6 separate regions of the Mus musculus genome follow, and all the other regions are linked to region 6. Evidence: chromatin loops called from intact Hi-C (ENCODE). Cell type or tissue: left cerebral cortex. All regions are shown on one strand.

Evidence for each region. Hi-C counts contacts between places; a loop is a spot of excess contacts. Peaks named below come from ENCODE experiments on the same cell type or tissue, not always from the same donor. Only the 100,000 strongest peaks of a DNase experiment are listed, where the experiment ranks them.
Region 1: a loop joins it to region 6, with 3 times the contacts of the local background. A loop is called at or near these places in 18 of 42 quality-filtered maps.
Region 2: a loop joins it to region 6, with 2.6 times the contacts of the local background. A loop is called at or near these places in 6 of 42 quality-filtered maps.
Region 3: it touches region 6 in a loop (2.8-fold over the local background); 6 of 42 quality-filtered maps call a loop at or near these places.
Region 4: a loop joins it to region 6, with 2.8 times the contacts of the local background. A loop is called at or near these places in 4 of 42 quality-filtered maps.
Region 5: it touches region 6 in a loop (2.7-fold over the local background); 4 of 42 quality-filtered maps call a loop at or near these places.

What each region holds. Positions count from the first base shown.
Region 1 is chr3:69,699,653-69,704,652 of GRCm38, reverse strand. No RefSeq gene overlaps it. Among named protein-coding and RNA genes, the nearest start is that of Nmd3, 20 kb to the left of the region's middle. In left cerebral cortex, a CTCF peak has its summit at 2,534 (motif pointing right); a DNase peak (open chromatin) is centred at 2,540.
Region 2 is chr3:69,489,146-69,494,145 of GRCm38, reverse strand. The region is part of intron 1 of Ppm1l (protein phosphatase 1 (formerly 2C)-like); the gene reads right to left. Among named protein-coding and RNA genes, the nearest start is that of Gm52607, 30 kb to the right of the region's middle. In left cerebral cortex, a CTCF peak has its summit at 3,045 (motif pointing left); a DNase peak (open chromatin) is centred at 4,271; H3K27ac peaks cover 867 bases.
Region 3 is chr3:69,482,643-69,487,642 of GRCm38, reverse strand. All of the region lies in intron 1 of Ppm1l (protein phosphatase 1 (formerly 2C)-like), which reads right to left. Among named protein-coding and RNA genes, the nearest start is that of Gm52607, 23 kb to the right of the region's middle. In left cerebral cortex, CTCF peaks have their summits at 1,634 and 2,973; DNase peaks (open chromatin) are centred at 2,908 and 3,303; H3K27ac peaks cover 744 bases.
Region 4 is chr3:69,719,773-69,724,772 of GRCm38, reverse strand. Nmd3 (NMD3 ribosome export adaptor) reads right to left here and starts at 2,718. Exons shown (of 16, transcript NM_133787.2): 1 at 2,651-2,718; 2 at 2,307-2,364; 3 at 382-516. The coding sequence starts at 2,350. In left cerebral cortex, a CTCF peak has its summit at 2,618 (motif pointing left); DNase peaks (open chromatin) are centred at 2,062, 2,368 and 2,783; H3K4me3 peaks cover 2,374 bases; H3K27ac peaks cover 1,171 bases.
Region 5 is chr3:69,668,603-69,673,602 of GRCm38, reverse strand. No RefSeq gene overlaps it. Among named protein-coding and RNA genes, the nearest start is that of Nmd3, 51 kb to the left of the region's middle. In left cerebral cortex, a CTCF peak has its summit at 1,896 (motif pointing right); DNase peaks (open chromatin) are centred at 59 and 3,823.
Region 6 is chr3:69,596,319-69,601,318 of GRCm38, reverse strand. It overlaps B3galnt1 (UDP-GalNAc:betaGlcNAc beta 1,3-galactosaminyltransferase, polypeptide 1), which reads left to right and starts at 2,359. Exons shown (of 3, transcript NM_020026.4): 1 at 2,359-2,517. In left cerebral cortex, CTCF peaks have their summits at 2,319 and 3,607 (motif pointing right); DNase peaks (open chromatin) are centred at 2,285, 2,793, 3,180, 3,435 and 1 more place; H3K4me3 peaks cover 2,178 bases; H3K27ac peaks cover 1,735 bases.

The DNA of each region.
Region 1 (5,000 bases), 100 kb before region 6:
CACATATGTGCTTGGTACCCTGGGAGGCCAGCACAGGGATCCAGGTACCCTGAACTAGAGTCACAGGTGAGTGTAAATCACCACACGGGGGCTGGGAAGTAACCAGTTCCTCTGTAAGAACAGCAGGTGTCTAAACAGCTGAGCCTTCTCTCTGGTCCCTGTCAATAACATAGGACGTTCGAACAATGTGTGACTAACAAAACCTGACAAGACCTGTTTTAATTGCCACCTCGGATACGGACACCTAAGTTTAACAAAAATCAACATAAACATTCTAGAACAGTCAAGGAGCTACTGGAAATTCACAATAAAATGTACTGTGTATTAAGATAATATAGAAATATTACCATTTAAGAGCTTGTGCTTCACACCTGGGCCTGCATGGTCCTTTGTACACACCTTTTCTTTTGCTTCTGGGAAGTCTAATTACCAACGTGTCGTCTAGTCTCAGTGGCACAGCGATCCTCTTTAACAGTCTTATATTAGGTGCATAGGTTGGGTGGCTTGGGTTCCATGGCTGTGACTGGGGCCATCGAGGTAGTGAAGAAAGGACACAGAGAGCAAGGCAGAGTTTCCCACAACCTGGGACCTCAGCATGTTCATTGGGCACAGCACAGGGGTGGGGGATTCAGTAGAAGTGGGAGTCTCCGCCTATGGAGATCCCAGAAGAGGAGGCAGCAGTAGCTAGTTTTTGCACACAGTACTCAGTCATTCATAATAGCTCAGACTCAGACTTAGGCATCCCTCTGGAGCCTGCCCTGTAAGGCAGCCAGCTTTGTCAATATCTGTAGGTCTGTGGCCCTTAAGTCCTCACAAGGCTGTGCTCATGTGAACAATCCACGTCCTCATTTGGGGATTTCAGTCTCGTGGGGTTTCCTCCGCTGGAGCGGTGGGGATTTGGGGAGGGGTGCTAACACGCTGGCCGGAGAGGAGATGGAAATGGACTCAGGACAACGTTTGGGAGTTAGGTTGTCAGGCTTGCTTGCCGGCCTAATGAGCATCCTTATGAGCTCCGTAGAGAAGCTCTACTTTTTCTTAGTCCTGTCTTTTCTGTGGTTCTCAGTGCTCTCTGTTTCCTGTTTGAGAAACATTTGCTGACCTCTGGGTTTCTGTTTTCCTTTAAAAGCTTGCTATTTTATGTTTCTGAAAGTTTGAAGTGTGGCTCAGATCCACAAAGCCAATAAGTAAATGTGGTACCCGAGTAGCCTGAGCACAATATTCAGGGTTTGCTAGGGCACACATAACTCCATTGCAGTGTTCTTCCCAAGCATCAGTAGGCTTATTCTTCAGAGAATCTCTCCAAACAAGCCCCCAGGCCTCTAAGAGTATTGCCACACCCAGGCCCCCATCAACTACAGTGTTTCTTGAGCACATTTAGTTTAGAAGTTATTAACATTTCTATCTTCCTTTTATAGACTCATACCATTAGCTCTCTTGAAGCTTCGCAAAGGATTTTCTTTCTTAACATTAAAACAGTTTCTTTCATAAACGTAGACCTGGGGGCTGGTTACTGGGATAAGTGATAGAGCCCTTGCTATTCTTGCAGAGGACCTAGGTCTGATTCTCAGCATTCATAAGACATCTCACAACTGTCTGTCACTCCAGTCTAAGGGGACCTGATAATCTCTCCGGGCCTCCATGGGCACAAAGCACACACATGGTACACACCGTAGACACATATACACTAAGGTAAAGCACTTAGGCACATAAAACAATAAATAAATAAATCTAAAAATAATAGAAATCTACATTTTAAGTAGATTCTGATAACACTACATTCTGATTATCAATAGGATATCAATATTTACTTATATAAGCTTACCAGAAAAGGTAGATTGAATCATAGATACTATTTTTTAAATTCAATATTCTTTTCTTTTTAAACTTATTTATTTGTGTGGGGGCACTGTGTGGCTTCCTGGAACTGAACTCAGTTCCTCAATCTTAGCAGTAAATGTCTTTACCCCCTGAGCTATCATGCTAACCCAACAAATACTATTTTTGAATAGAGAAAACCACAGATTTTGGTGCCAGGACAACTTACAAGATGTTCTTTTTATAGGCTAATGCATCTTGAAGCAATTAAAATAAATAGAATTCTTTCAGGAATAGATAATCTTGGGGCCTGGAAGGTTGGTTCAGCAGTTAAGAGACCTTGGTACTTTTGCACTGGACCCAGGTTTGATTCCCAGTAACCATATGGTGGATCACAACCTTTGTAATTCAAGTCCCAGGGAATTTTAACACCCATTTCTGGGCTCCTTGGTACCAGGCACACATATGGTGCACTTACATATGTGTAGCTCAAACACACAGACACATAAAATAATAAAATAAATATATCTAATAGGATATTTTAAGAAAAAAATATCTGTGTGGAACTTAATTCCTCATTTTATTACTGGTTCTGTTGTTCATACCAAAGGCGACAGCTTCCCATCACAAATGGATTTATGTAGCACTTATAGAACAAAGAACTTTATAAAGAAAGGTTTCTCACTCTTTCCATTTGATTGTAAAGAGAACCTAACCTTCCACAAGGGGGCATCTTTACACCATTTGGTCTCTGGGAAAAACCACTTTTTTCTTTAATGTTATTGTGCCTTCTAACCACACCTGGATAGAACTCAGAAATAGATGAAGTGAAATAAGTGACCCAGAAAAAAACAAGTATCACATATTCTTTGATACATGCACATCCTAGCTTCTAACATTATGCATGTGTGTTTCTGTGGAAGTGAGTTAGGTCATGGAACCAGAAAGGGGCCCTGAAGAGGGAAGGAAAGAGTTTTAAGGAATAAGGGCAGGAGAGTAATGAAGTGCATACGACTTTAAAGTGGAAGGGCAATACTGAAGGTGGAAAGATTCAAACAGGGATGAAGGTCAAGGAGGTGGAGGTGGGAGGATTTAAACAGGGTTAAAGGTCAGGGAGATGGGGGTAGAAGAACTTAAACAGAGATGAAGGTCAGGGAGACGGCAAGCGGTCAAACAAAACAAGTATATATGAAAATTCTTATGGAACCTATCACTCTACATGCTAACTAGAAACAAACAGCAACAAACCTCTTGTAGCTACAGTGTAAACAATTCAGACAACCGCAATCACAAACATAAGATTAAAGTAACAACTGAGAGATGGCACAGAATGTATGCCTCAGGGTGTGATGCCCACAGGCTACAGCATCCCCTATGGACTATTCTCTGGATGTGATACCCACAGGCTACAGCATCCCCTATGGAGTATTCTGCTCAGAATGACCACTCTGAATGCAATCAGGAGAAGGGATCAGACAGACACAAAATAAGGACTGTTCTAACTTTCTTTTAAAAAAAAAGTTAATTTCTCAAAAATCTATGTCATCATAGTCAATAAAAGCCAAGAAAACTTTTCATATTTAGACAAAAGAAACCCATGATAAATAAAGATAGCATACTAGTTGAATCTAGTGGGATCTTGTGCTGGAAAGGGGAGGAGAACAGAGCTGTAGAAGGCATCATTGAACCAATTAGCAACATCAGAAAATAGATGGTAGAGTAGAAAAAAGGAATAGGATTGATGGGAAGTCTGCTGAAGTGGTTATCTGAAAGACTCAACCCTGTTCTTAGTAAATACGACTCAACACTGTTTTTAGTAACTACCAACTAGATTATTAGGGTAAAATTATTAAATACGGTAGGGATAGAAAACAGTTCACAAACTATGTGTGCATTCTTCATATATATATATATATATATATATACATATATATAATATTCATTTATATATGTATATGTATACATATATATATATATATACATATATATAATATTCATTTATATATGTATATGTATACATATATATATATATATATATATATATATATATATATGCGAGTGCACATACATGAATATAAAGAGTCCAGTTATACCCCCTGATCATGCCCCATCTCATCTAATCTTAGAAGTTAGGCTGGGCTGGGTCTGAACTGAAGGTGGACAGGAGTGAGGGAGGGGAGCAGGAGAAACCACAGCTGTTGGGGTTCAGAAAATGGTGCCTAACAGTACAGCTCTTGCCACTGTGAAGGCTTGCAACCAGCGTCTAATCTGATCTTCTCCTATCCTGCCCGCATCTCTTGCATCTTTTCCTTTCCCCAGCATAAGAGTATGCTTCCCCCAAGGTTTCCACAGCTACTTAAATGTTGTATCTCCCACAAGAATAATTTACAAGGAGACCGGAGCTGGCAACACACTGTCTGCGACCTAGGTGACCTTTGTCTAGGACCATTGTCTATTTTTCAGTTCTGCTTACCTCCTTTAAAAACCAGCCCCCCCCCCTCTCTACAATTGCCTACAAACCTCATGGCTCTGTTCCTTGTATGTTTAAGCTTTAACCACCTGGGCTATCTTTGAGTCTCCACAGTTTGACTATTGTACAATTGCAAATAAATGTACCTTTTCTCCCACTAAGCTGCATATTGTACATTTGTTCTATGGGCTCAAGTCGTTAAGCCCCAGGGACTAGATTACTTTAAACTGAAAGCTTTTGAATTGCAGAGATGCAGAAAGAAGTCTAAGCTGATCTTTAGCTTTCTGGAGGTAGCTATTTCCCTAAAGTCAAATGCCCCATTACTCAAGCTTTCTCTCAACTTCCTCGAAGGGCGTTTCTTGATTTCTTTGGGGGAGGCACAAATTCAGCAGCTGTAAACCTCTCTCTAGGGGAGTTTCCAAATCAGAAGGGAAACTGTGCATTTGCATCAGGCTGCAAGAAGCCGCTAGAACTGTGCAGACCTGCCCACTAAAGTGCAATAAATGCCATCTTTGCTCCAACTGTCGGCTGTGTATTTCCAGGCACATAAATAAAACAACCTGTCTTTGCTTCTGTTAATCACCAGGCAGGTATTCTTCAGGGCCAATTCACTAAGGTTAAATTCTCTCTCTATCTCCCTCTTTTTGTCTGTCTCTGTTTCTCTGTTTCTCTGTCTCTGTCTCTGTCTCTGTCTCTGTCTCTGTCTCTGTCTCTC
Region 2 (5,000 bases), 110 kb after region 6:
GAAAGCAGTTGATGCCCGGGAACTGGACCTATGGATGACTGTGAGTCACCACGTGAGTGCTGAGAACTGAGCCTATGAGATCAGTGAGTACCCTTAACCCTGAGCCATCTCTCTGGCCCCACTTACCTGTCTTTAATCAATGACAGACGTTCTTGGAGGTCTAGACCCTAACTTGCCCACTCTTACAACTTTAACCAATAAATAAGACAATAAAATAGCTCCTCTCATTCATATAGTACTTTCCCAAGCGACCCCTGCCTCGGTCATTCTTCCTTCATAAAAACACCAAGGGCAAGTAGATAGCCATGGGTTTGGTGAGGCTCTGCCTGTCATTCCAGATGCTCCTCACAGTTAGTGCTGTCCAATGTAATTTCCATGGGTTCTACTCAGAGTACCCTCCAGCTTTCCAACTTTTGTCTTGATGCAGGGAGCTTAGCCACTTAGCATGGTGGGACTCAGTATTGGCTCTTACACACTGCCAGGCCCTCACAGCATCTGCTTCAGAATTTGTACAACAGAAGCTTAACACCTTGACAGTATGCATGCACTGGGGACTCTGAGATAGCTTTGGGGAAGAACTCTTGGATGGTGATGATCCACTGCCTCCAGATTTCCTGCTCACAGTTCTAGATACAGATTAGGAAGGGGTCTGCTTTTCTCCTGGGAACCACAATACGCCTAGTCTTCAGTTGTCACTATTGCCTTTGTTTGGAAGAGTAACAGTTCACATCCAGTCCCACACCATCCAAGCAGCAGATGAAACGTTTCACAAATCTGTTTACAATACTTTCCTCCACGCCTTCCTCTCCATCACCATTTGCTCTCTACTGTCTCGTTTCCCTTTTCGGCCCTTAGCTTGGATCTGCTAGGGACCCTTTTTGGAGTCAGAAGGTGCCCCCCCAGGACTGACTGTCCCAGCTATGGCTGTCTCTGGAGGGCTTCCTAGGCCTTCAGGTTTGGGCTTGAGTAGGTTGTCAGGCAGTCTGGGCGGTAGTGCAGGAAGTGGAAGGAAAGTCAGATTCCCTCCGACAGGACCTGAGCAGACAGTGGCTTCTAGAAGAACCGGAGTGAAGGGAACTGACTCCTCAGGGCAACCCAGGAAAGGCCTGCTTCCTCCCTGTACCACCCAAGACAAGAGGAGGATAGGCAGGTATACCAGGAACCCAGTGAGTGGAAAAACAGTGACAGGAAGGGTGCAGAATGACGAAGGACATAAACCCCGGAGAGCGCCAATCCCATTCACTGGGCTAAAACCCACACACTATTACAGTGGTATCTTCTTTAAGAAATAATTGACACAGATTAAAAATGTGGAGGTGTAAAGTGTGTTTTATTATGGAAGGAACTCATCTTTAAAAGGAGACCTGCCAGTCAGGCAGCTCTAATTCCTTAGCTGTCAGAGGAGGAAGACACGATTGTACTTGATAGTGCTGGAGAAACATCAAACTCTTCCATAGAGGAACCTGCAAGGCTGGTGTGTGTGCAAACTGCACATAAAGTATTGGAAGAAAGAGCAAACACTTATAAAGCGACATAAAAAGTCAGGGAACCTGAGATAAAGCAACATGCCTATTTAGTACGTGAGTCGTGGTAGGTGCTGAGTCTCTAGGGAGAGCTATTAAGATGGGGAAGGAAATGTGGGAAGAATACTCAGAAACTAGTGTGCTGAGATTTGCCAAGCCAAACTGGGAGGTAAGAAGCACTTACTGGAGGATGAGAAAAGGGATCTAGAAGACAGCGAGTATGAGTTCAGAGAGGCCAGTAGGAATGGAGGTCACTGCACACGCACTAAACCAGAAGGATGGGAGGGCAGCCTTCCACACTGGCAGCTGAAGGGTAAACCAGACCACACTTATGGACAGACACTGCACAAAGGCAACGAAAAGCTGAAAGCTATTCACACCTGGTAGTTGTTTTTTCTAGGAATAAAAAAAAAAAGTAACATTCAAAGATGACTGTGTAGCCTTGTGTGAGAACGTGTTTATTAAAGTTCAATTGTTGATCACATGTGTGAAAGCAGAAAAGAGAATACTAGAGGTGGAAGTGCGTGAGCTAGAGGAGGAGGGCTGGGGAGAAGGAAGAGGAGGAAAAACAATTCTTGTTTGGAAAATGCCATGATGAGACCAATGCTTTGCTCAGTAACTTAAAAAAATTAGTTACTTTTAAATTACTTAAACATAAGAGAAGTTAAATAAGATAAGCATACATTTACCTTGAAAAGATACTTTTTATGCATGCAAGTATGTGCACACACATTGCGTCACATCTGCCATCCCCAGCATGGCTTGGCCATGGAAACCTGAGTAGGGGCAGCAAGGATGGACACACGTACACAGAAAAGCTAGAGTTGTGTGGAATGTGCCCATTTTGATGGAGCCATACCTATTACAACAACCAGGAACCTCAAACTGTTTATTATGTCCAGCCACCAAGGAGGAGAAATTAGCTAGTCTCAGTAGCTGTGGATGAGCAGTCTCAGGCTCAAACACCCAGGAGGTAGCTGCATTGGCTAATTTTTACACACAGTAGTAAATCCCTCCTCCTCAGACCAGGACCAGGGGAAGGGCTTTCCTTTCCTAGAGGAGGAAGGCTTTGCCAGTGTCACGTGCCTTGGAGGCCTTGCTCCTTGACATGGGTGGCTCATGCCAAGGAACGCCGTGACCCAGAACTGCATTTGTTCAGGACTTCACTCCCTCCCTATGCATGGCTGCTTGTCTGTGAGATCATAACATGGGTGTAGCCAGGAGGGCACCAGATGCCCTGGAACACAGATTAGAGGTGGCTGAGAGCTGCTGTGTGGGTGCTGGAAACCACCTGTCTCCTCTCTATCCAGATGCAGTCCTTTGTTCCTTGGGGCAAATGTCCCTCCCCTCTCCCTTGTCCCTTTCTTCTCCCCTTCCTCTACCTCCTAGGTTTGTCCCTTATCCCTGCCCTCTGTCCCTCTGGGGACATAAATCTCCTTTGTACTGAGAGCCCGGTCTTGGGTGTCTTGTGCCCACTGCTGGTCCCTTCAGATATAACACAGTCATTAAAATGTTAGGAAAGAATAACCTATATGAGAAAATGTTCACAGTAAGTGGAAATTGAAAAACAGTTTATTTATTCCATGTGTGAGGGGAAATGGGTTGAGCTACGGTAACGTGTTTTCATCAGTTATCTTATTAGTAAAAGTTCGGATGACTTAAAAACATAGTTACTTTTCTGCAATTTTCAGATCATATAAGACTGTTTCTCTGTACCGGCAATATCCTGAATATTTTAAATGTTATTATTTCACCTACACAAGAACTTTAATGGGTTTTAAAGATAGGGAAACAGGCTTACAGAGGACAAATTAATTTAAACCTGGTTGAGTAGGGGGCTGCTAAAACTAAACTTTACACACACACACATATGCACACACACGCATATACACATACACACACATATACACACACATACACACAAACATTCTCACACACACATACACACATGCACATACACACACACACATACACACACACAGGCACACACATATACTCACACACATATACACAGACACACATGCACAGGCACACATTCTCACACACACACACACACACACACACACACACACACACTCACGCACGCACGCACGCTCTCACTCACACCATTTTAAAAACAGAAAGCAGTGTCTACATGGTGATCATGTTACAAGGTAAAGTGGCTCCTCACTGAGACCCAGTCAGTGAGAACACTTGAGCAAAGCATGGTGGTAGCTGGGAAAGAGAAACACTGAAAGTGAATTTTAATTTCCCAGAACCGGATGCAGCAGGGAATTAGACGTGGCTGTGCTGATGGGTGTGCTGAAAGAGCAGAGCCAATTGAAGCTACACACTACACTATTAAAAGTCTTCAACCTCTCCACCTATCTCCCATCTTAGCGAACACCAACAACCACAACTCCGAGCTCCCATCCCCAAATCTCCCATGCCAAAAGCTACTGAAGGGCTTTGACTAATGTTAGAGCTCTTCAGGAAAATAAATGGCAGAGAAGTGATCGTAGCTGCAGCTTCAAGGATGGCAAAGCTGCCTTCAAGAAACTGTAAGTGGTGTGGAACAAAATGGCAAGGACTAGAATTTCGATAGTGTCCCCATTAGCAAGATATTCTCCAGTGAGACCTGACTTCAAACCACTTGGTGTTTTCTTCCCTTGGAATTTACAAAGATCAAGTGGGCACCTATTCTTATCCTTTGTGGACTTAAACAAAACCAAACAGGCTTCAGATATTTTTAACTGAGCTATGAAACCACATGCCATCTGTCAGGTCCACAGGAAACTCCATTTCCCCAGAATCCAAAAAGCAGTGCAGATATCTAGAAACGGGCTCAGCCCCAGCCATAGGAAGATTTCTGAAAGTCAGATAGAAGCCAGCATTCCTTGGGAACTTTCTTATCACTGGTGAAGGGACACATGGCTACCTGCAGTGCCTATTGGCGTGTCAAGGATCACACTGGCCTCCAGGTTCCTTCCCTCAGCACCCCAAGTTCTTGCTGTGCATTTCTATATATGTGTGTGTGTATGTGTGTGTATTTGTGTATATGAGTATGTATGTATTCCGCCCTCCTAGCCCCTCTCACCTCCTCCTCTACCCTAAACTCACACCAGAGCCACTGGCTTCCTTTCCTTGGCTATAACCAGGCTAGTTTCAGTATGTTTTTTCTCTTGCTTCCTTTTCTTTCTTTCTCCCTTCCTCTTCCCCTTCCTCCCCACTTCTCCAGATGCTTCTGCGCTCTCTCTCTCTCTCTCTCTCTCTCTCTCTCTCTCTCTCTCTCTCTCTCTCTCTCTCTCTCTCTCCTTCCCTTCCTCAAATCTACAACAAAATCTTTCCTTTTAGCCATACCATAGAGTGATCATGTCAGTCTATACACCTATCACTATAATTTTAAAAGAATGTGACAATGGACAGCAGTCCTTCCCATTTATCTTTGGGCTCCATATCTAAGCTCAAATACTGCAGCGGCTTCTGTTATATGCTGTG
Region 3 (5,000 bases), 110 kb after region 6:
CCCTTGAATGGAAGTGCACGAGTGTGTGTGTGTGTGTGTGTGTGTGTCGATCTGGCAGCAGCCAGCACATAGCCCGCACATTAATTCTCTGAGGTCCCCATTGGAATCCATCTTTCTTATGGTAACATATCATTAACTTCTGACAGGTGTTCTTTGGCTCCAGGCACTTTAGAAGAAAGTCAGAGTGAATGCCCTTGCCCACCAGGACAAGGACGCAGGAGAGCAAGAGTGATTTCTCTTCTCTGCCTGCCAACACTGTCACTTCTTGCCATTTTTAGTCTTTGCTACTTCTAACCTAAAGAGGTTATTTAAGGAAAGAACCCTTGAGAGACCATCTTGTACTCCTAACCTCGTAATTCTGCCTCAAAAAAACAAACTAGGAACCTTCAAGAGATGGCACCAGGTGTTCACCAGAAGCACAACCATGAAGTCTCACTTCTATGGCAATTTTAGATCGCTATGGAGAGCCATGGCTGCCAACGGTTGTGTCAATGGTTATGGCGAAGGGGGAACCCAGCATGTGGAGGACAGAAAATTACAGAACATACTTAATGCTGAAGCTCAAGTTTTAATCTAAGCAGTAACGTGATGACCAACCACTAAGCTACACATCACTAGAGACAATCCTTCTGGGATGCCTCAGGAAACGAACTTTTACTAAGTTTATCATTCTGCTAACTCACATTTACTATGAGGTCAAGTTCATGTGGTAGCATGAAGCATGCCAGGGCATGTAAATATACCTCTAATCTCACACAACGGAGTATGTCTTTCTAGCTAAGGATGGCTGGCCTTATCCACAAAACCCATACCAGCCCACTTTCCAGACTTCTGGTCTCTAATTATTCTAAGATATAATCAGCCAATGTATCAAACACTGTCTAGCCGTGAGTTAGCTCCTCTTATTATTTTGATCAAAACCTACATTTAAGCCTCCGGGCTTATTTTTTTAGAACCTGTTTACAGATTAAGAAGCTGAGGTTATTTCCCTACTTCCAAGGGTATGAAGAACGAATTCTTTGCTCCTCAATTACCACACACACTCCAGAGAAAGATCAGGAATTCAACAGTAAATATCACACTACTTTGATGGTCCTTCCCTGAATTTTGTTTTCAGAGCACACATACACTTTTAGATGTTAAGCGATGGTGGCAGCATAAAAACAGCCAGCCGACCAGCCCAACGCTCACCAATCTAATGAGCACTGAAACAGCACTCAGCCAAAGTTGTTGGGCTAATGTTTTGCGATGAGCAAGTTCCTATCTCGTCTGCAGTCATAAAGAAGAAATTGTTTCACATTTTACACACTTGAGAGGCATAGGAAAAAGATCCAATGATATTGATTTATGGAGAAATATTTTTTTATTATTTCAAAAATTATATGGTTTATTCCTTATTAAATTCCCTCCCATTTCTGAATCTTGGGCTATGGAGCCTGGGGAAATATTAACTTCCATAAGTATTACTCAAATGTATTCTAGAAAGTTCCACAAATAATTCTTACTGAAAATGCCCTTGAGGACTGAGAAAGCCAATGGGACTGTTACAAATGAATTACAAAAACCTCGTGAGTTATTAATCAAAATGATAGCATTCCAAGGCTATGACACTAGAGCTGCCCCTGGAGGTCTTAGTCAGAACATACATAAAATATTCTTGGCTTGAGACAGCTATTTATACAGGAACAATTCCAGAGGACTCCTACTGGGCCTCACTTGGCTGCTACCCCATAGCTACCTCCAGGAAGCAGGGGTGGCCAGAGTGTCAGGGAAGCTCCAGATGAGTCGGGCTGATGTGGCTTCAAGAAGGATTTTCAAGGCCAGTATTAGACTTAGGGTCCTTTTATATGAAATGGAATAAGAAGGGTTGAACTTTCTACTCAGTGACTTGGTGATAATTTTATTTAGTGTCTCATGACTAACTCAATGAGAACCCCCACCCTCACCCCCAATCATTCAGCTCAGGTCATCTAGCTGGACAGCAAGTACCTTTATGATCCGTCTCCCTGAAACTCAGAAAGATATCATGGTCACAGGAAAGTCTCAGTAGATGCACACAAGGGAAAGGCCTCTGTGTTCTTTACCGAATTAGGTGGCTGGCCTTGATCAGCATCTTTGTGGGTTAGAACTCCAACTGTCAGTTTGTTGGGGTAGGGAGGGGGGTGGCTTCCTTTAAAATTAGTCATGGGGTTTGCTCTATCCTTGGTTCAAATCTGTTTTAACTTGGGCTATGTATTTGAGAGGGAGAACTCTGGATCGCACCTGCTAGTTGAATTTGATACAATGTAGCATGGATTTCTACCCAGCTTTACAGTAAGTTCTGACAGACTCCTAGGGTTGTACCAGGCCCTTTACAACAGCCCTTGTGCATATCCCAGGACTCTCTAGCTTGTAAAGGTTGTTGTTGTTATTGTTGATGTTGTTGTTTTAATTACTACTATTACTAACCTATTTTATTAAATTATATGTATCACGTATTTGTGTATGTGCATGCAAGTCTGTGGGGTGCCCAGAGGACAAATTGCAAGCTTCCTTCTTTCCCGCTACTATAGTGGTTCTGGGGCTTGAAGTCAGGCTATCAGGCTTTGCCAGGGCTGACTTAGCCCACTGAGCCACCCTGCTAACCTATAATATTTTTAATTCTTATAAAAAAAAACTGACTATATGCATTGACATTGCCACAGGCTCCTTTTTCTGTCATTTAGAATTGGCAGTTTGCTGAGCCTCAGAGAGCCGGAGCCCTCCCCACTCTGAAGCAAAGTGACTGTCTTAGGAGATACCAGACGGCACTGACATTCTTCCCGGCAGCTTGTGGGCAGTCAAGCAACCCTTAGAAAGCTGTGTGAAACCACACCACAATTTGCTCTTGAATGTACCCTGGCATGGTCAGAAGAGCACCCTCACCTCAGCCAAGTCAGCCAGAGCACTGCACCAGGATGCAGGCAGAAGGAAGGGAAGCTGGAATCACCGGCAGGAATGTGTAACTACACACAGAACTCAAAAGGACATCTTATTTTAGAAAAGAGAAGAAAAGGATACCTAATTGCATGGAAAGGCTGTAATTTCAGCAGCGAGCGCACCTGCTTATGTAAACACAAAGTGACAGATCCTTAGCTCTCAATAGGCAAATCGGTCGTAGACCATAGAAAGAAAAGATGCCTACTGCCAGCTCCAAAAAAACACAGCTGGATAGGTCGGTGCACAGTCCAGGGCTAGGACGGCCTCTTTGCTGTTCATTTTTATTGTACATGCCAAGGGAACACTATTTTAGATGTTGAGGATACATGTTGGGGGAGGGGCGCCGTGCCCGCTCCAAGCATGCTGTGGGGCTAGGGGAGAGGTGAGGGACCACATGCTAACAGACGTAAGGATGCTCTTTCAAGAGAGACAACCAAGGAACCTAATAGCCTAGGGTAGCCTTCGGCTTGCCTAGAGAGCCAGGCTGTGCCAAGAACTTAGGACAGGCAGTGGGGTAGGAGGGGTAAGAGGTAACAGCCAGCTATGTCAGCGTGATTTTTAAAGTGTGGGAAAACTGGAGCCATGAGAACACAGAATTGGTAATTTCACAGGTAGAGAAATCAAACACATAAACATTGGACAAATCTGAAATATTCTAGTTTTAAACCGCTCATTTGCAATGACAACAGACGCAGGCTAAAATGAACGTTTCTCTACTGCAAAATGTGCGAGCGCTCCCCGCTGTGGGATAGGAAAGTGGCATTTTCAATTGAGCAGGACAGAGGTCTAACGGGCTCCCCTCTCCAAACCCCCACACCTCACTAGCCTCTCATGCAGGTCTTGTTGAATGAAGGAAGTTCCCCATCACAGAGAATTTGAGAAAGACATATAGACTCATATCTAGAATGGGCTAATATTTCCCACTGTGAGAATCTCAGTTCCCAAGAGGAAGTCCAGTGGGAACATTTACAGTGGCCAGAGTCCATCCACCTACCAGCCCTCCTTGGAGGAGAGCTGGGAAAACTGGAAGCAACTTCACTTACCCTCCTGGGTGGGCCAGCCGCGCTCCTAACCAGCCGGCTAGTGTACTGAGTTCTTGCTGTGTCATGGGCTCGACGCTCGGTGCTCTAGAGACTACCTCATTAAACTTTCACTACAACCCTGCCAGACACGTACGCTCACTGGTGTGCCCTCGAACACTCTAGCAACAATCTAGACCACCATCATAAATATTTTGCGTAGGCAAAACTTCAGAAGTCACACGCTAAAAAAACGTAGACACACCGAACACGTGCATTAAGACTCTTTTTATTTGTTAGAGACCAATCAAAGAAGACTCCGAGTTTCTTTGGCATTCAAGACAAAAGAAATAAAAGCTAGCATCTGTACAAATCACAGTATCATTAAATTATAGGAGGACAAAAACAATGCCCATGGCAGACATTATTTATCAGTTAAAGAACATGACACGTGGACCACTCAACAAATGACTTCATTTCCAGGACAGATTGTTCACCCATATCGAAGAAGAATGAGCACTGGACAGCTATTAACAAGCTAACATGAGAACTCTGAAATATTTCCTTCAAGTGCAGAAAACTAAGTTTTATACACAGATATCACATTTTAAAAAAACACAGTATTTTAAGGTCTTCTTCTAAAGAACTAGATAAATTTTCAAGGTCTTTTCTAGTTCTTCAGTTAAAAAGAACATCAAGTTTGGATATGTGTGGAAGTCCTGCAATATTTTCCAAATGGTGTCTATAAACAGTAGCTTTACTGCATGCTACCCCATTGTACATAAGCTATCAGGCCAAGAAGAATTCTGTATTAGTTTATCATTTGTGATAAAAATGAATTTTGATGGAAGGAAAATGTATGCTTCCTTGGTTTAAGAAACCGAGCACCTCTTGGTAATGTAAAGCCAGAGGGACAGTTAAGAAGGGCAGAAGACTGCAAAGTGAAATGCAAAGAACCAGGAATTTTGAATGCATATACATATTCTATCAATACTAAGAATTTCCCTTCAGTTTCACGTGCTC
Region 4 (5,000 bases), 120 kb before region 6:
CAGGCATATAATTTTTATATTCACTGACAAGGTTTAAGTCTCTCACTAGACATATGGATAGATGTAAACAGATGTAGCCAACAACTAAAGGAACGAAACTGAAGAAAGAATGCATCAGCTCTCAGAAGGCGTCTTCTACTGTCAGATTCAGTATCTCACTTTTATACAAATATTTTTTCTATCCTTACCAGATTAGTAGGACAGTAGAAAGCACAGCATAAAACTGCAAATTATTATATCCTTGGTAACATCAACTAGGTAAAAATTAACACTCAACAGCACGTTTCATTCCGTATACTTCAGAGTAATCTCAGCATAACACAGTGGCTCTCTGTATGAAGACCAACTTAAGGAAGCTAAACAAGTAGTAATGTACTGTACCTCTGACACTGTTTGCAGAAAGAAATGGAGACCTGCTTTGGAACACCTTGGCTGATGTCAACTTTACTTCGTAAACAGGCCACACAAATATTGGCAGGATTTGGACTAATTGGGACACCACATTCACAGCACAAGCTTGAGAAAATAAAGCAGATTTTTTCCAATTAGATTTTATACATTTACTAGTCAAAAACAAAACAAAACAAACAAACAAAAAACCCCTACCAAGCCAAAGCCTTCAAGATTCTACTGTTTAAAGTGGGGGAGGAGACACTTAATGGGTCAAAGTGCTTCCAGCTCTTATAGCAAACTGGGGTCAATTTTCAGCACACAAGAGGCAGCTCACAACCATCTGTAACTCTAGTTCCAGGAGAGTCTACCACTCTTCTGATGTCCATGGCCTCTTACATGCACTTAGCACACACACATACACTCACGAATAAAATAAGTTGATTTGTTTTTAAAAGACAAGTGGGGTGTGGGGGGAAATCTTTTTCGTCTTAACAACCAGGAAGCAGGGCACACAGATCTGTGAGTCTCACGCCAGCCAGAGCTTCATGAGAGTCTGTCTCGAAGAGGGGAAAAAGGCAATCTTAAAGACAGAGTGAAGAAGAATCCTGAAACATCGGCAAAAATCAAAGGGCCATAATTCTGAAAATGCTTAAAGAGGGCACTGTGCGACTTTGTCATGCTAATGAACTTCATGCAATGATAGAAATGTCCTAGTCCCTCATCTCTTCTTTAAAATTGGAAAACTAAGAAAAAAAGAAATTAGCAATGCAAATAGTCTAACAACAATAGCAAACACTAATGTGCACATAAATTCAACAATATAAACAAAAGACAGCCAAGTGTGATGGTGCAGACCTTTACCCAGCACTTGCGAGGCAGAGGCAGAGGCAGACAGATCTCTCTATGAGTTCCTGGTAAGCAGGACTTAACATGGTAAGACTGTCTCAAAAGCAAAAATAAACAACAAAGAGAAACAAACAATATATGTAAGATCCGTTTCTCGTTTCTCTTGCATCTGACTCGGCTAGTGGGTGCCCCCTTTGTTCTGAGCATCTACAATGCGTAGATGCGAACAGGCCCCCTTTACAGGGACCCACAATGAACAGTAAAGGAAAATGTACGTATTCCATGAAAACAGAAAGGAGATTATTAAGGAAAGGAAAGGGACCTGTGAGGGGGTAGGAGGGTTAAGGAAGATCAATGGTAGGGTAAATATGAACGCTGTACAATGTTAAATATGCGGACCCTCCTATATACATGAAAATATAATGAAACCCTGTATTTTATGTTACAAAGTAATTTTTAAAAGGAGAAATAGACAAAAATACAGGACAAGAAGAGCACCTATGCCTACCGATGCTCTAAGCTACAGGAGTATAACTCTATAGTGTACTGGAGGCAGAAAAATTTTGTGAAGCAGGCCTGACATAATCGCAGCACTTGGGAGGCTAAGGCTGAAGGGACAAGGCTCTCAAGGTCAGCCGTGGCTACAGAGTGAATTCCAGGGCCAATCTAACAGGACTGGCTCCATCGAAAGTAAGATTTCAACGAAACAGCAGAAAAAGTCTGTGAACCTCCGCCACCGTGGCCCACGGCTGCCCAAAGAAAACTAAGATAATCTTCCAGTGGTGGCCACTAGCTGCACGTGAGCACCGCATACCATGTGGCTAGCACGACAGAGGAGCCGGGTGACAACCGTACACGTCCACTCGTGCCCCTCTAGGAGGACGTCTTCTCAAAGCACTCATTTTTTTCTACACCGGACTTAAAATGGGGTAGACTTCCTATGCGATCAAGACCCAACCGTTTTCTCCCACCGAGAAAAGGACCTCTCCTGCTAGCGTTAACCGTTTTCTCGGTATTTTACGATCTGCAGACGCCAAGGGATCGATCAGGGCGGGCTCGCAACTCACATGTGTCCCGGGCTGTGCTCAATGGACTCTGCCATGTACTCCATGGTTCGCGCGCGACCTATCAAGGGGAGGGAAGGACCGGTGAGACTTGGATCCATCAGGTCGAGTCTCCTGAGTTCGGGGACAGCCATGCGTGCGGCACACAAGCCCGGGGGTCGCGAGCCGCCGCCCAGCACGGCCCTTCCGCCCTCCTCCGCGCCGCGGCTCCGCATGCGGCCGGCCTCGGCCCCACACCCACGCCCCGGCGCCCGTGCGGGCCGCTCGCAGCCCGGGTACAGGGCCCGGCTCGCTCCCTCGTCTGGCCGCTGTTGGCGCAGGAGCCGGGTCTCCCACCCAGAACCTACCAGCAGCTCCGTGACAGGGCGAAATACACCCACAGCGGGCAACCCGCCGGCCAGGACGCACTACCGGCTACCTCAGCCGCGCTACACACCTACGAAGATCTCGCGATAGGAGAACCGGAAATCCCGCGTGCTGAAGGGTGCGGGAGAAGGGGACGGGTGGGCGGGGTCAAAGAATACACGTGTAGCAAGGGGCGGGGCCTATGGAGTGAGTGGGTGGGGATACGGGAGACCGGGCGAGCTGAGCAGGCTCGGGACAGTGATTACAACAGTTTGGTGTCTGTGATAGGCTCACCGTTCCACCCGCCCCCGTATCTTTAAAATGCACTTCTCAGCTCCTGGGGAGAGGGCTCAGCAGTTAAAAGCAGTTGTTCTTACAAAGGACCTGGGTTCAATTCCCAGCACTCACAGGGTGGGCTCACTGACGTCTAGAGTTCCATTTGGAGAGGATCTGCCGCCCTCTTAACTCTGAGGCCACCAACCACAAACTTGGTGCATATATATTCATGCGGGCCAAACACTCAAATACATAAAATACATGGATCTTTCTAAAGAAACATGGCCACTGTAAATATCACCATGGACAACTTAAGAGTATCGAATCGCTGTTTACTAAACAGTTGATGCAAAAAGAAAAAGAAAAGAAAGAAAAACTGAAAACTCTCTATTATATTGCAAACACTGTACTTTTAATAGTAAGCAGAAAATATAAAATGTTTTTCATTAAAGAAAAGTATTATTCTTAAAGAAATCATCTGAAACATATTTTTCTCAGAAGTGGATCCACAAAATAGATGAAAACAGGTAAATCCGCAACTGTAACCGAAACTGATGTCAAAAGGAAGACCCTAGCATTTCTAAGGTCCGAAGAGGTGTCAGACGCCCCGGAGCTGGAGTTACAGGTGGTTTGAAACTGCCCAACACAGAGGCTGAGAACCAAGCTCTTCTGGTCCTGGGAGAGAGTAGCAGATGTTCTTAACTGCTGAGCCACCACCTTTCCAGCTCCACACAATCATCTGTGTTTTATAAGACATTTATAATGAACATGGAAATGTAACTACAGTATAAACTTTAGTTACTTGTTTTTTAAAGATATGCCTAATTTCTACTAAAACAGACAAGGGTGTTTATGTTCTCCACTTTTAATAGAGTGTTGGAAGTTTTTAGCTAGGGCTGTAAGACAAGGGAAATAATAAAGGGAATACAAATAAGAAAGGGAGAAACCAAAATATTCTTATTTGCAGATGCTATGATTCTATACATGAGAGTCCTAAGAACTCCAATAGAAGCCTTAGCGTTGGAGGCTGGGGAGATGGCTGAGTCAGTAAGGTGCTTGCCATGCAGGCTCGAGGATCTGAGTTGGATACCCAGCACCTGCATAAAGAGGGGAAAGTGGTCTGAAGAGATGGCTCAGTAGTCCATACTATTATTCTTGCAAAACACTAGAGTTCAGTACCCAGCATCCGTATTATCATCTTTGAATGGCTTATAACTTCAACTCCAGGGGGATGCCTCTATCTTCTGTGGGCTCCTGCACTCATATTAACCGTCGGCACTATTCAGGTAAATGAGGCAAAGAATTTTTCTTACTAAGCCTGCCTTTAGCCAAGTGGCATATCTAGAGGATCACACTATTCCAATTTAGGCTAATGACTCTAATTGGACTCCAGGACCCTATGACAGTAGAGGGTCTTTGTTCCCCAATGAAGAGGGTTTAAATTTGAATTCATCTTATCAAATAGAAGTGGGAGGATTTCCTTTTTGGATTGGGCATGAAGTTCATATTTGAAAGTTATAGCTAAGGGGCAGTTATTTATTATTCATAAATGAACAAATATGAAGGACCCAAGAACCTATTCATTTGAATAGGGGAGGGGTTTGAAGAAAATATTACTAATAGTCTTTCCATTCCACCTCATTCTCCTCCTCGCCACACTCCTGTAGTCTTGGAGGTAAGTGTCTGGGAACAATGAAGAGGATCAGAGCTGTGAGCTGTGAGTAATTCTTGCTGTGGTAACTTCATACCTTGGTGCCTACAGGCTCTGCTTGCACCAAAGGTGCAGAAAGACACAGAATTAAGATAGTTCTATAATCAGCCAGGCGGTGGTGGTGCACGCCTTTAATCCCAGCACTTGGGAGGCAGGGGCAGGTGGATTTCTGAGTTCGAGGCCAGCCTGGTCTACAGAGTGAGTTCCAGGACAGCCAAGGCTACACAGAGAAACCATATCTAACAAAACCAAAACAAACAAACAAAAAAAAAAAAACAAAAAAAGATAGTTCTATAATAATAATACCATCACCCACCCATAGCAACGAATCTACGGTTAGTATGACGTGGAAGCATATGGTACCT
Region 5 (5,000 bases), 72 kb before region 6:
TTACTTTAAAAATCTATAATAAGCTTCTTCCACAGGAAGCCTACACGCCGCCATCTGTGCCGCCGCCACGTCTCTAGTGATCTCTGAGAAGTTCCAGCACATTTGCAACTACTCAACACCAACCTCGATGGGCGGCGGGAAATAGCCTTCGCCATCACTGCTATTAAGGGCATGGGGCGGAAATATGTTCAAAGCACATACTGTGCATATGTTTCTCTGGATTGTTTCAGTTTTCTTAAGAATATACTTGTGTTTTGTTTTGTTTTGTTTTGTTTTGTTTTTTCAAGACAGGGTTTCTCTGTGTAGCCCTGGCTGTCCTGGAACTCACTCTGTAGACCAAACTGGCCTTGAACTCAGAAATCTGCCTGCCTCTTCCTCCCAAGTGCTGGGATTAAAGGTGTGCGCCACCACTGCCCGGCTTATACTTATGTAATATGTAAAAAGAAATCTTGTGTACAGGAGATAGAGAACATTCTAGAGAACAAATAGCTCAATTAATCTAAACCCTCTAAGTATGTGAGAGTATTTCAGATATAATTGTCTATAATTATATATTTAGTTTAGCTAAAAATCAGTTGCTAAAATGATATGAACTGTTCCATTTCCCACGTGGCATGATCCACTGTTTCTAAGAAGCAATGTTTGAATAAGCTCCAGGCTAGACCCCGGGCAAATATTCATGCAGGAAACTTGAGTTGGCTTCTCTTATGGCATTCGCTCCCGCTCCCGCTCCCGCTCCCGCTCCCACTCCCATCCCTAACTACCCCCACCCCTGGTAGATGGACGAAGAGCTAGACAGACAGACTCTGGTGGGAGGAGCGGAAAGAGTATAAGCTTTGTCTTAGTTACTTTTCTACTGTTGAGACCAAACACCAGAACCCAGACAACTTATAGAAGAAAGGCTTTACTTGGCTTAAGGTTCCTGGGGGATAATAGTTCATGATAGCGGAACCAAGGTAGCAGCCTCCAAGAGGCTAGAGTAGCCCAGAGCTTAACAACAAATCACAGGCAGGAATCACAGGGCTAACTCAAAATGGCACAAGTCTTTTGAAACCTCAAAACTGAGCTCCCACCCCACCCCCATGCCGCCCAGCTCTCCTCCAGCAAGACCTCCTAAACCTACCCAACTAGCTTCATCAACTGGGGACTGAGTGAGTAGTGGGAAGCCCGAGAATGTGGGGGATGTGTCCCCTTCACACTGCTTTAGGTTTCTGCTCTATTCTCAAGTTTATACTTGCAGTTTGACCGGTTAATGCTGCAGGGGAAAGCTCCCTTCAGTCATTTCACGACCATTTTTTATTTGAAAGGATGTCTGTCATCTCAGCCCAGGTTTCCGCACAGGCTTTCCTCTACCTGCTTGTAATCACAAATGAGTTTCTACTTTGTGAACTGGAAACCAATCATGACAGAGGGAAACTAACGCAAACATTTTCTTATTTGCAAAATCAAATAAAAAGACAGAGCACTGAGGTCTGAGAGAGTAAGTAGAACAATGTGTTGTCTCAGTGTGCTGCTTGGAATTCTGCATTTGAGAGTAACTGATTTTCCTAGTCCGTCCTTCCTTCCTTCCTTCCTCCCTCCCTCCCTCCCTCCCTCCCTCCCTTCCTTCCTTCCTTCCTTCCTTCCTTCCTGTCTGTCTGCCTTTCTTTCTTTCTTTCTTTCTTTCTTTCTTTCTTTCTTTCTTTCTTTCTTTCTTCCTTCCTTCCTTCCTTCCTTCCTTTCTTTCTTTCTTTCTTTCTTTCTTTCTTTCTTTCTTTCTTCCTTTTTTCTTTCTTCCTTTCTTTCTTTCTTTCTTTCTTTCTTTCTTTCTTTCTTTCTTTCTTTCTTATGTATATGAGTACACTGTTGCTGTCTTCAGACACACCAGAAGAGGGCATCAGATCCCATTACAGATGGTTGTGAGCCACCATGTAGTTGTTGAGAATTGAGCAGTCAGTGCTCTTAACCACTGAGCCATCTCTCCAGCCCCAAGGTCTAGATCTGCTTTTAACTTTCTATTTAAAATTGTATTCTTATGTTTATTCTCTCTCTCTCTCTCTCTCTCTCTCTCTCTCTCTCCCTCTCTCTCTCTCTCTCTCTCTCTCTCTCTCGTTCTCTCGCTGTGTGTGTGTGTGTGTGTGTGTGTGTGTGTGTGTGTGTGTATGTATATCACAGTGAATGTGTGGAGGTCAGAGGACAAATTTTAGGGTCTGGTTCTCTCCTTCCTTCTACCATACGTGTTCAAGGTCAGCTTGGGTTATGTAGTGAATTCCAGGCCAGCCTCTCACTCACTGCAGAGTGAGACCATTTCAAAAAAGCAGCAATCGAATGACATCTATTGCTTTTCAGCTCCAAAGAGGCCCTGACCATCTTCCGGCCAGATGCTCTGTGAGACTTCTGTGTACCAGTGTCTGTCACTTAAGTAAACAGAGATCGAGTTGTCATCTCCTACATCTAAGAGATCACTAGGAATACGCTTTGCTTTGTGCTTTGCTCATTAATGCTTATGAAATTGAACTATTAAAAAATGACATCTTGAGAATTTCCTTGAGCCATGCTGGGGCTAAGCCCCCTGGATATAGGACATCGTGCTCCCTGTATGTATAATAACTGACAAGTTGTCCCCACTGAGCTCAACACATCTGCAAGAAGACAGTCCTTTTTGTACTATTCTGAAATCTCTGATATGTATTCTAATAAAAAAATCAAGAGTCATTTCTCCAGAGCAATAAACATGTATTGCCTTGGCTATTAAAAATGAATAATTCAATATTCTATATCTTTTTTCCAAATTTTCAGTAATCTTGGGGTCAACTTGCTATTGATTGATGAAATGAACGGTATTACTAGAAAGCTACATATAAAATATTTACCAGCCAAAACCTGTGGACCGCAGTAGTCACAGGAGACTTGATTAAGATGCATGGAATTCTGTAAAATGAATTATAGATTCCAGCTAGCCCGCATAAAAGACACAAAATCCTGGTATTTTATTTGCAAGCTGTAAGGCTAGATTGGACAGGGTGTGAGCTCCTGTAACTTCCACCCCAGCCATATGACCCTTGTTACTCGCTGTTTGAGTCTCGCCCGGGTTATTCCTCTTCCATCAGCCTGTCCTCAGGGTCCACTGTGCTCTTGGCCTGTCTCCTCTCTCCACTTCCTTTCTCCTTATTCTCCTGGTCTCTCCCAAGACCTCTCACTCAATCCTCAAGTCCCTCCTTTCTCTCTCTACTGCCCAATCACAGCCAACTAGACTGGGGAGCAAGGTTTACAAAGCAAAGACTGGTATATGTGAGAATTTGCTCATCTGGAGGCAACCAGATCTTGGGGGCCCACTATTTAGCATTTGAATACATAGCAGCACCAGACCAAGCCCCAACAGATTTCTGTCTGTGTGGATTTTATATAGGTCAGGGCAGAGCTCCTGCTACAACCAGATGAGAGTTGACTCATGGGTAAAATTGGCCACAATGGAGAGAGTCCATTTTGAAACTTCTTCTGGACTAGAATAAATTACAAACTCATCAGGGCTGAAACAAGAAATATCTTAAATATGAAGTTGAGTTTCCATACACTATAGAGGCAATTACCAGAGGCAAAACTTAAGAGTACATTGTTTCTTACAACGATTACCTTTTTGGATGAGAAGAGCACACAAATGTGACATAAAGCCACGCTGGGCAGAGACTGCCGTCTACCACAGCGAGAAAAAGTTAGATGACCGTTTGATTGCTCCTGGGAAAGATCGTTTTTCTCTGTTTTCTATTCTTTCCCTTTTCAGTTTTACTTTAGCTTTCCTCTCTCTCCCTTTCACGAGGGGTTTGGTGGCTCAAGCTCGGGCTGTCAGGTTTGCAGAATAAGCACTTCTGCTCCTCTGAGTCATCTCACTGGCCCTCACGTGGTCATTTGCTCAGTCAGTTGTGCACAGTACATTGACATGCAGAACCCAGACCGTTCGGCCCAAATAAATAGAAAATGTTAAGGACTGGCGAGATGTCTCAGTGGGTAAGGCAGGATGGCTCAGTGGGTAAGGGCACCTGTGAGGACCTAGCTTGAGACTTCATGGAAGGAGAGAACTGACTCCTGAAAACTACCCTCTGAATTCTGCAAGTGCTGGACAGCACACACACAACACACACACACACATAGTGCATTAAAAAACAACAACTAGAATGTGTTAGCTCTTCTCTACATCACTCAGCTCTGATGGGGAAAATGAGGAAATTAAGAAACGATATTACCTTCCAGAAGGAGATTGCATGTAGACGCATACAGAGAGACATCACTTATGAAGAGCAATAGGGAGAAGTTGCAGAGGCTTTAAAAAGTCAATAAGCAAAGCAGTAATGCCCTGGCACTCTTCAGTCTTTTTGAATCTTTGCTTTCAGCTTTCTTATCTGAAAGGTTTTCATGTAGTCTCAAACAGTTCTGCACATTGAAGCAGATCAGATCAAGCCCACTGATTCCTGAGGCGTCGAGTTGAAGCACCAGTGGGGTCATGCAGGGCAGTGCGATCTGGGCTCCGACACCACCCACATTCGCCAGCCTACTCTCCCCTTGCTCGTGGACTCTCAGTATACCAAATGTGGCCAGCGTGTGTTCTGAGTAACCGAGGTGTGTAACACATCTCATTTAGAACCCATGACACTTTGGGCCAATGCTTCAACTAGATCCATTATAAATGTTATATCAGGAAAAGAATCTGGATGGCTAAGAACTGATCAAAATTATGTTTAAACTACTGTTGTGTGACTGACTTTTCCTGAGGAGATATGAATGAGGCCACCTATGACAGACCATGGACACAACTCCACTCAAGTCGAGCTTGGTGAGCCTATAGATGTTTGGGTCATTTATAGGTTTATACCTGATGCAAAGACAAATGTATCACCAATGAGCACAATGATAGCTCAAGAAACCTTGCATGCCAGAGTTCCCTGCCTGGTGTGTATTGGGACTTCCTAAGCTACCTAAGCCTTGCTTCCTCGGCTGCCTATCTTAAATGACTCCCTCCTACTTCT
Region 6 (5,000 bases):
CAGAATTTGAGATTTTAAACAGATGTGTTCACACCCACTGAAGTATTTCTGACCTAAGTCAGAGACCAGAAAAGATGACATAGTTTTGATTTCTCTCCACTCTTGAAATGGATATGGGAAACTTGACCTTGTACGCCTATGTTAACATAGGAAACACCCTGACTTTGTCAAATCTTAAAACATACATCATAAGACCCTGAAGAGCATCACTGTTTTTAGTAAAAGTATTCATAGATACTTTCAGGAGACCCAAAGTACACAAAACACAGAACTCAGGGACTCTTTGAGTAAAACTAGCTTCAACTTAATTCTGCTATATCTACTGCTTGGCTTTCTGAGGTTATAGGTGCCAGAAAATCTAGAGGGTAATTTATGCTACATATTTAGGTACACGGGCTTGTTTTAAAAGTCTCACGACTAGCCGGGCATGGTGACGCACGCCTTTAATCCCAGCACTTGGAAGGCAGAGGCAGGCGGATTTGTGAGTTCGAGGCCAGCCTGGTCTACAAAGTGAGTTCCAGGACAGCCAGGGCCATACAGAGAAACCCTGTCTCAAAAAACAAAAACAAAAACAAACAAACAAACAAAAAGTCTCATGACTGATGTCACAATTCCTTGTACTGAAAACTCACGGCACCTAATGCAAAGGGACAACTGATTAGTTTGCTAATGTCATCAGACTTCAGGGATGTTTTGCTTATTGAGACGCTCCTATGATATCCCTCTACCGTGACACCTCTACAGAAAGTCTGACCAAGAGAAATTACCCTGTGTGTGATTGAATTTTCAAGGGCTTTGTTTGTCTTGTTCACCGATGTGGCTCCCATGTCTCTGACATTGTCTTGTATAGTTAAATGACACTCTAGACAGCTGGCTTTCATGTTAAAGGCTGGTCATATGAGCTTATCTAAAGGGCATGCCATCTGACTTTCTTGGGAGTGTTATTTATTGTCTTATCTACACATCAGTTTTAAGTACTCTCAGTTCTCTAAGGAATTGAAAATACACTCCTCCAAAGAATTTTCAAAATCTTCGACATATTGCCTATTAACCACTGAAGAGAAACATTCTCCGTGTTTGTTTATCATGGAACAGTTTGGAGAATACCTCTCCCTACTTCCATGGTTTTAGCTTTGGGTCAAGTGAGATTGTGTTTGAGAGTCCATATTCTCCCCCCATGGAAATAACACGCAGAGCTCCATGCAGTGTGTAAAGGAGTCTTACCATTACATCCCGCTTCTGGTTCAAGAACTTAAATTACTGAGCTGGGAGAGCAAAACAGCAGTCAAACAGAACTGAGCAACTTCTAAAAGTCCTGCTACGAAAGAAAACAGGTTGTGCTACATCTATATATTCTACACGGACGCATAGAGGCAATAGTCCAATCTTGATAAGATCATCTTTCTAGGAAGTCGGTGTGGCTTTCCGACAAGAACATGGCGTACATACTAGGTGATATTGTAGAATTCTAGTTTCTCCAAATCGATAAGGCTGATCCCGGCTATGTTGAAGTCACTAGTTTAAGAAACGCAACCTAGAGCGTCTAGGGAAGGATGGGAAAGCGATTCTTGTGAATTGTTGTTAAATTTTGGTTGCTTGTATTTAGGTGCTCACTGAAAAACTGTTTCCTTTTAGGTGGAGTGAGGCCAACCTGTTCACAGTCCTAAAGCCAAGACACCAGAATGGGTCTTTGTTTTCAGATGACACTTTGTTTCCAGGGGCCTTTTGACAGAAAGCAATTTTTGAATGGAACCACCTCCACCCTAAGTCCTGGGAGAAACAGTCAGTACAGAAACACCCAGCTTTCATGACCAAAGGCTTCTCCCTTCTCCCAGAGAGGCACCATTTGGGTGGAGATGACTAAGTGGAGCTGACCAAGGGTTCATAGCACTAGACGGTTTCTAGAGGCAGTTGAGGGTGTGGGGGTGGAGGTGGGGTGGGGTGCCAGGACTCTCTGAGCCTCTGGTCCACATACACCAAAGCTTTCCTCTCCCCACCCCCACTCCCGCACTCCTGAAAGGAGAAACAGCCTTCTGAATGTGCCAAGGCTTCCTCCTTTCCAAGTCAGCCCTGGGGCGGAAATCTGCGGGCTACACATTTAGGCATCTCCCCGAGAAGGGAGAAGGGAGAAGCCTTTGGTCATGAAGGCTGGGTGTTTCTGTACTGACTCTGTTTCTCCCAGGACCTAGGGTGAAGGTGGTTCCATTCAAAAATAAAATTTCTTGCTTTCTGTCAAAAGATGGCACGAGGCAGAGAGCCGGGGTTGGAGGTGGAGGACTTAGGCGAAGCCTGCGGTGGCCGTGATGCTGGCGCCCGCCCGCGGCAGAGGCCGGCAGCTGCGGCGATAACAGCGATAACGGCGCTGGGCTGCGGACGCAGGGACCCCGCGCGCGCGCGCGTGCGTGAAGGAGGCGCGCGCCCGCCCGCTCGGCGTGCGTGCGGCTGCGGGGAGTCCGTGTTCGCGCGCAGAGAGCGAGCGCGGGCCGCACCGTTGCGGGTACCACGGGCGCACGGGAGGTGAGTGCGGGGCGGGCGGGCGGGAGGCCGAGGCGGGGAGACGGTTGGGCGGCTGCCGAGCGCCCCTCTCTCTCGCGGCGCAGCCTTCTAGGTTCGTGGGTCGGGGCTTCGAGGCCCCGGGCGCCGCTCGCTCCTCCGTGGAGCGGGGCGCCGCGAGCTGCCACGCCCTGGGCTCTGGCCTCCGCGCCTGGTCTCGGGGCTGGGTCTCGAGGCTCCGGACGAGAGACTCGAGAATCTGGGCCACTTGGAGGGGCGTCCAGTGCTCTTGGCGAGCCGGGCCACCGCGGCCTCACGGATCCATCCTGCCCTGCCTTGAGCTATGTAAGCCTCGGGGGCCGAGGTAGTGGTGGCCTGGTTGTCACCGCGACCAAGGAGAAGTGGAGAATACTGTCCGCACGCCACGCCGATGGACCTGCTGCAGGCCCGGAGGGAGGAACGCACATTCTAGGCGGGAAAGGGCCTGTGGTCCCTAGGGTAGGAGAGTGCTTCCTGGGGGAGAGGTGGCGAGGAGGAAGGGAATGGGAGATTTGGAAAGAGGAGACTCCTAAAGATTAAGGCTACATTATTAATAAAAGGTCTGAGTGGAATGTACAAAGCATTGTAAAGGAACTCTTAGATGGAGGGAGCCTTACTTTTTCAGGCTGTAAAGGATGCGGCCAGCTGCAGCACGGAGAGCTAGCTGTGTTTGTGACTGCAGGACTAAAAGGTGCAGGACTAAAAGGCAGGCATTGATTTTTGACTTAAGTAGACCCCCCTCCCACAAACCCCGTTCCCAGCCTTTAGGAGAAGCAGCTTGCTTTGTTAGGAAACGCTACTGCCAAGTAAGGAATTGCCCAACGGTTTGTTTTTGGAGGGAGGTAGGACGATTTGCAGTCTTCACCCAGATGAAATCTGTGTTTTACCTTTGGGTGTCTAAGGCAGACGCAGGGAGTTTGAGCTCTCTGAAGTGTTGACACCTCATAACTCTAGGAAGGGGCCTTCCTTTTACTGAGAGAAAAGTGTGGCATTTTCTCTCTTTCACGTTGGAAGATTTGATTGAAATGAATGGCCACCAGGGAGCTGCAGCATTAAAAACTATTACATTATCGAAATTGTTCTTGGTTGTCGAATGGGACGAGAAGAGAGAAGAAGAAAGCATCCAGGCCTATCCAGAAAGGAAGAGCCAGCTGATGCTGATGCAGTTTGTCAGGGAGAGACCATTGATTTTAGCTGTGGTAGCATTATGATATAGTACTTAAAAAATATTTTCTAAAGCAAAATTTATGTGTTCTCTCTTCATGTATGCATGTGTACCAGAGGCATGCCTAGGGCCTGGTAAGGTCAGAAGTGGGGAGGGGGGCGGCACTGCACCCCCCAGAACTGAAGTTATGAATGGGAATAGACCCTCCACATGAGGGCCAGGAGCTGAACTCTAGTCTGCAAGAGCAACAAGTGTGCTTAACCACATGTCATCTCTCCAGCCTCGAGATAAATATTTCCTTAAATTCAGTTCTTTGCAGCAGATCTATTTTAACTAAAGCAGAGAATCAATCGCGCACGCGCTCTCTCTCTCTCTCTCATGTATTTATCTAGTGATATAATCTCATCTGAAATTCTGTAAGTGGATTTATCATGTTTTTAATTTGATCTTAGTTTTGCATTATATTAGCTGAAACTGCCCAATATGGTACCATATCTGGGTTTTGGGTATCACTGATATAAGCTACAAGCTTTAGTCTATTCTTATGTGTTTCTTTCCCCAGAAGGTTTGAAAAAGTGCAAGATTTAAGCTCTACTAAGCCATTTTGGATAATATATTTCCCCCCTAAAGTTGAATTTTTTTTATTAAGCACTGTGGTGCTTCAGGAAAACTTGATAACAGATTCTATTCAACCTTGAGTTTAGAGTAAATTCTTTATCTCTAATAAAATGCTTCTCTAGATGCCCAGCTTTCCCCTGAGGGGAGGGGCTCTTCTCTGTCCTGGTAAAGCTAGAATGGCACTTCAGAAATGCCCTTTTCCTATTTACACCTATACTCCGTCCATACAGTTTGCCGTGTGATAGGGACCTGCTCTGTGGTAAAGAGCCACATGGTACCATCCCACAGGTAAAGTGGACTGGAGGTCGGCGGGTGCCTGTAAGTGAGCCTGTCCACTGGGTGCTTCAGAGGTGTGGCTCAGCAGGGTATGGGCAGACATCTCCTTAGGGACAATGGAAAAGGGTTTCATTTTTAATAAAAGTTGCATAAGCATTGATTTGCTTTTAAAAAAAAAGCAAGATTCTTGCCTTATTCTGGATTAGAGGAAAGGGGAGAGACCAACTTGGTCTATTCTTCTTGAGCTAGTTGTTAGCCTAGGAACTCTCTCAGTTGTATGTCTCCTTTGCATCCTGAGGGGAACAAAAGACAAGATAAAGTGTAGTGGTTTGAATATGCTTGGCCCAGGGAGTGGCACTATTAGGAGGTGTGGCCTTGTTGGAGGGAGTGTGTCACTGTAGGGATGGGC